Linked DNA regions of Homo sapiens: region 2 is linked to region 1. Evidence: chromatin loops called from intact Hi-C (ENCODE). Cell type or tissue: PC-9. All regions are shown on one strand. Each heading gives the region's core, and the rest is flanking DNA. Links, peaks and the distances in the headings are about the cores only. Region 1 overlaps TMEM50A (transmembrane protein 50A). Region 2 holds the start of RSRP1 (arginine and serine rich protein 1).

What was found. Hi-C counts contacts between places; a loop is a spot of excess contacts. Peaks named below come from ENCODE experiments on the same cell type or tissue, not always from the same donor. Only the 100,000 strongest peaks of a DNase experiment are listed, where the experiment ranks them.
Region 2: a loop joins it to region 1, with 5 times the contacts of the local background. A loop is called at or near these places in 18 of 110 quality-filtered maps.

Annotation. Positions count from the first base shown.
Region 1 is chr1:25,351,313-25,354,225 of GRCh38, reverse strand. TMEM50A (transmembrane protein 50A) reads right to left here. Exons shown (of 7, transcript NM_014313.4): 4 at 2,533-2,600; 5 at 1,252-1,344. Among named protein-coding and RNA genes, the nearest start is that of TMEM50A, 14 kb to the right of the region's middle. In PC-9, for the core only: no CTCF peak of the experiment used is centred there; no DNase peak of the experiment used is centred there; H3K27ac peaks cover 358 bases.
Region 2 is chr1:25,245,876-25,248,788 of GRCh38, reverse strand. RSRP1 (arginine and serine rich protein 1) reads left to right here and starts at 1,335. Exons shown (of 5, transcript NM_020317.5): 1 at 1,335-1,480; 2 at 1,760-2,345. The coding sequence starts at 1,826. RefSeq lists enhancers at 1,095-1,819, 1,820-2,544. In PC-9, for the core only: no CTCF peak of the experiment used is centred there; a DNase peak (open chromatin) is centred at 1,238; H3K4me3 peaks cover 2,163 bases; H3K27ac peaks cover 1,092 bases.

The DNA.
Region 1 (2,913 bases), core at 260-2,759:
TTGAGCCCAGGAGTTTGAGACCAGCCTGGGCAACATGGTGAAGCCCCATCTCTACAAAAAATACAAAACTAGCAGGGCGTGGTGGCATGCGCCCGTCATCTCAGCTACTCAGGAGGCTGAGTGGGAGGATTGCTTGAGCCTGGGAGGTGGAGGTTGCAGTAAGCTGAGATTGTGCCACTGCATTCCAGCCTGGGTGACAGAGCAGACCCTGTCTCAAAAAATAAAAAAAATAATTAAAATAAAATTAAAAATACAAATATTTGGAAATATCTATTACTCCCATCTATGAGATTAAATGATTTTAATAAAAATTTAGGAAACATTATTTTAATCTACAAGTTACATTTTATTCAAATAAGTGTTAAAATATGAGCAGAATATATATAACCTGGTCCAGTTTTTATAAATCATTAATACTGTATTTTTACTATGACACCCATAGCAATTTTACCTGGACCATTAAATGGGTTTTCTGTTTTTCTAGGGTCCCTCAAGGTGAAATTTCTCCCAGGGTCTAACAGTATACCTTTTCCTGAGCTTGCCTTAAAGTGGCCTTATATAGCAGATGTATATTAAATGTTAGTTTACTTTTCTGTCTGAAAGGAGGTGACATCATATTACCAGGGAGGCTTAACTGAATAAATCTCAATTCTGGGATGTTAGAGCTTTGCACAGATATTCTGAAAGTCAGAACTTGTTAGGCCAGGCTTGAGGCCAGGAGTTCAAGGCCAGCCTTAGCAACATAGCAAGATCCATCTCTATAAAAAATTTAAAAATTAGCTGGGTGTGGTTGTGTGTGCTTGTGGCCCTAGCTACCTGGGAAGCTGAGGTGTGAGGATGGCTTGAGCCCAGGAGGTTGAGGCTGCAGTGGGCCATGATCATGCCATTGCACTCCAGCCTGGGTGATAGTGAGACTCTTGTCTCTAAAAAAGAAACAAAGCTTGCTAACTAGCTAGATAACATATGTTCTGCTTTTGAGATTTTTGGAAGCCAAAGAAAAGCAGTGTTTAGAGCTGTCTCATCCCTTCCAGGCTCTGGATAAGAAGAAAAATGACTGAAGAAAGGAATACTAAAAATATATAAGACAAAGAAAACCAAACACTGTCGGTGGAGGGTGGGGGGTCCCGGATATAAATGCATCGCTAGTAGTTGGCCCAACTATAGGAAAAAAATTTTATTCTAAAATAACCAACTTTAATGCAAAATTCCAGTATTCCACTGAAGTAAATTGTAACCTATGTTTTCTCTTACCTTTAGCAACATAACCTCCAAAAAGAATCCACATAGATGCAATCAGAGATCCAAAGGCCAACATGAAACCAACGAAAAGCCAAATGCGAGCACCTTCAAAGAAATAATATTTTACCAGAATTCTTTCTTATAGGGCAGTACAATTAACTTTCAAAAAGAAAATAAAACCCAAACAGAAAAAAAAAAAGTGCAACTGCCATTAAAGTCTAACGTGAGAACAGTAAAGGATGTGTTAAACATCTTCATCAGTGTACCTGTTGGCCTTTTTCTTCTTGGTTGGTCTGTATAGATTTTTAAAAATTATTTATGAGTCTGTATAAGTGCATATACTTACTTTCCCCAACTGCCTACACTGAGAAAACCTATACTCAACCTTCCTATAAAACATCTCATAAAATCTGTTTCACCATATTTAGAGGCTCATTCTCCTTATGCTTTTATATAGACAATGATCCCACATTTTTTTTTTTTTTTTTTTTGAGGCAGAGTCTTGCTCTGTCTCCTAGGCTGGAGTGCAGTGGCGCAATCTCGGCTCACTGCAAGCTCCACCCGCCCAGGTTCATGCCATTCCCCTGCCTCAGCCTCCAGAGTAGCTGGGACTACAGGCACCCGCCACCACGCCCAGCTGATTTTTTGTATTTTTAGTAGAGACGGGGTTTCACTGTGTTAGCCAGGATGATCTCGATCTCCTGACCTTGTGATCTGCCTGCCTTGGCCTCTCAAAGTGCTGGGATTACAGCCGTGAGCCACTGTGCCCGGCCGCTCCCAGATCTTCCAAGAGTACTTTCAAACAGTAACACAGACATACAGTAAAAAATTCATATTCAGTGACATACGAATCTCCAAGCTACCATATTTCACTTTCAGGGAAGTTAGGCAGCAAAATAAATTCAAATTTACTGTGACTAGAACTTAGGAAGGTTGCATTAAAATTATGTTAACAGAGGAGGACAGGCAACTTTCAAATCACATTAACATGTTTATGAAGATTTGCTATAAATAAATGGAGTCATGACTGCCTAAAATGAATTCTGATAGGGCCTCTTTAATTTGCATAAATACATTTTAATAAAAACACTGCCTACACTCAATAAAGCACGGCAAATAGAATGTTATATATTAATTCCCAATTTCAAGCCCAAAACATAAAACAATAGATTCAAAATAATAAGCTGTTACTCACAGATATATTAAAACAAATAGAAAAGTGGTATTTCCATGTGAAATACTCATCTTAAGGATTTAAGCATGTATAATAAGATGCTGTTTGCACCTATTTACCTGTTTGACCCAGACAACCTTCACTGTAACTATCACCTCGGACTTGTCCATTCGATACTGCATTAATCCTGTATGAATAAAATAAAACCAAGAAATCAGGGTCCATGACACCAATTACCAGAAACAATAATCTACAGTTTCTCAAATGTAAGGTTAGGCCTGAAAGTCTTTTTTTTTTTTTTAAAGATACAGGGTCTCACTCTGTTGCTCAAGCTAGAATGCAGTGGCACAACCATGGCTTACTGCAGCCTTGAAATCCCAGGCTCAAGTGATCCTCCCACTTCAGCCTCCTGAGTAGCTGGGATTACAGGTGTGCACCACCACACCCAGCTAATTTTTAAAAATTTTTGTAGAGACAAAGTCTTGCTATGTTGCTCAGGC
Region 2 (2,913 bases), core at 184-2,683, 110 kb after region 1:
TCACTGTCTTGAGATTTAGAGAAGAAACTGTTTAAGAACTACTTCCATCATGATGCATCCTCAGGAGATGTGGATGAACTGCGGAGATGTGGGGTGAAGATGAACAAGAGATGAGTGAGTTTGTGTCTCCCTCTAAAGAAAGTGGCTTTTGTCAAAATGTACTTGTAAAGAAGTGTATAGGCTGGGCAAAGTGGCTCACGCCTGTAATCCCAAAACTTCAGGAGGCTGAGGCGGAAGAATCGCTTGAGCCCAGGAGTTGGAGACCAGCCTGGGCAACACAGTTAGATCCCGTGGGTAAAAAAGTGCAAAAATTAGCATGGTGGTGCATGCCTGTAGTTCCAGCTCTTCGGGAGCCTGGGCTGCAGTGAGCCGTGATGGCCCCACCACACTCCAGCCTGGGCGAGTGAGACCCTGTCTCAAAAAAAAAAAAAAAAAAAAAGGCAATTAACCCACAATTTTCAAGGCAATTGTTATGCTTTATTACAAGAAGTGTTTGAAATGCATCCCATTTGTAGATCCCTAGAAGTAAAATAGTCACCTTTGTTTACACTCACACCAAACACAGTTTTTGGAAGAGATATCGCAGACTTCATTATTATCCCCAGATTAAAGGTCAGTTTTGAGTCTTTTTATTTTGTCTCGACCTTATTACCTTCCTAGCCAAAACATGGAAGTAAAACATCTTTTCTACGTTAATACTGCATTTCCAGGGGTCTTGGGGTGTTCCGGGGGAGGGTGAGGTCCCCTCTCTGTCATGGCGGGGTGTGGACGCGGTCGCCTTCTCCTGGCGCCGCGGTACCTAGGACAGGAGGAAGAGGCCAGGAAGGGTCCAGGGAGGCTCAGGCCGGGTCTGCGACTTGCCGGTGGGTGGCGGCAACGACCCTGTGGGCACCAGCCCGTCAGACGGCCCCAGCTCCGAGCCCGGCTGCGAGCCCTCTCCAGCCTGCAGCCGCTCCTCTCCCGGCCCTACTCCCCGCCCGGCACTGACGTCCAGCCCCGCCCGTGCAGTGAGGCCAGAGCCTGGTGTAGCCCCACGCGGGGCCGTTCCATCTTCGAAGTTTTCTGGTGACTGGGTCGGTCCCGCAATTATCTCAGATCAGGGGGGAAGCCAAGGGCAACGGGACACCCTGATGTATCAAACACCTCCCCCTGGAGCCCCATCGCGCATGCGCACCCTGGAGGCAAGCGCTCGAGGCACAGGGCGCGGCTTGGGGAGGGAGGAGGCAGGGCGGTGGTTGGGCAAGAGAAGAGCCGCGCCCACCACGGAACATCTCTGCGCATGCGCCGGGGGCCAGCTTCTGGTACTTTTGACGCGTCTGCTAACGTAGTCCCTCAGTGCGCATCCGGACGTAGGAGGTGGAGGTTGTGGAATTCGCCGTTCGAAAGCAGGGACTAAAAGCCCCACTTCGTCTTACGTTCCGAAAGGAAGGCGTCTGTTGAGCCTTTCTCTCAGTCGTGAGGGAGGCGTCGACGGCGTGCGGTAAGTTTTCTGCTGACGGGGTCTCTCAGGACCACCGCAGTGGTCTCTCAGGAGTGAGGGACGGGAAACGTGCCGGGCCCCGCGTTTGGGGAACGCAGCGTTTCGCTTCAAGGCCGCGGCCTCAGGGCGCCGAGCGGGGTTTCTAGGGCTCGGTTCCTGTCGCGGCGGTCGCCGCCCGCGCCGTGGCTCCGCCTCCCGGAGGTTCCCCGACTGTGGCTTCCGGGTGGCCAGGCGCCGGCTTCCGCGACTCGACTTGTTTTTTCTCTCTTGGTTTTTTAGGAAGTCCTGAGTTGAGGCTTGCGGGATCCTTTCCGGAGAAAGCGCAGGCTAAAGCCGCAGGTGAAGATGTCCAACTACGTGAACGACATGTGGCCGGGCTCGCCGCAGGAGAAGGATTCGCCCTCGACCTCGCGGTCGGGCGGGTCCAGCCGGCTGTCGTCGCGGTCTAGGAGCCGCTCTTTTTCCAGAAGCTCTCGGTCCCATTCCCGCGTCTCGAGCCGGTTTTCGTCCAGGAGTCGGAGGAGCAAGTCCAGGTCCCGTTCCCGAAGGCGCCACCAGCGGAAGTACAGGCGCTACTCGCGGTCATACTCGCGGAGCCGGTCGCGATCCCGCAGCCGCCGTTACCGAGAGAGGCGCTACGGGTTCACCAGGAGATACTACCGGTCTCCTTCGCGGTACCGGTCCCGGTCCCGTAGCAGGTCGCGCTCTCGGGGAAGGTCGTACTGCGGAAGGGCGTACGCGATCGCGCGGGGACAGCGCTACTACGGCTTTGGTCGCACAGTGTACCCGGAGGAGCACAGCAGATGGAGGGACAGATCCAGGACGAGGTCGCGGAGCAGAACCCCCTTTCGCTTAAGTGAAAAAGGTGGGTGGGTCATTTACCTTTCCATTTGTGGTAATGTATGGTGGCAGTATATGAGTAGGCTAGGGAACCAACGTTGCTGTGTAGTTTCAATATTAGTTCCTTTAGTGCCCGAAATCTTTTTGGAGGAAAGAGGGAGGACATTACCTGTATTTAAGTGGACAGCATTCTCTTTAGGGTTAAAGGTCAACTGGATGTTAAATGGCTCAGGATGTAGGGAACTTTTTTTCCTATTGGCTGACTGTTCTTAGTGGGTGGAGCCTTTTAAATGTTATGATTAAGTTAAAGGTTCTAAGTTAACGTGATTGGGAAGAACAATATCAAAACACGCCTTCTTTTAGTTGACATTATTACTGAATAAAATTGGATTGTCGAGTATCCTAAGTGACCTAGGAGGCCGGGCGCGGCGGCTCACCTCTGTAATCCCAGCACTTGGGGAGGCGGAGGCGGAGGCGGGTGGGTCACTTGAGGCCAGGCGTTCCATACCAGCCTGGCCAACATAGCTCACTATCTAGTAAAAGTACAAAAATTAGCCGGGGGTGGTGGTAGAAATACACTTTAGTAGTGTATC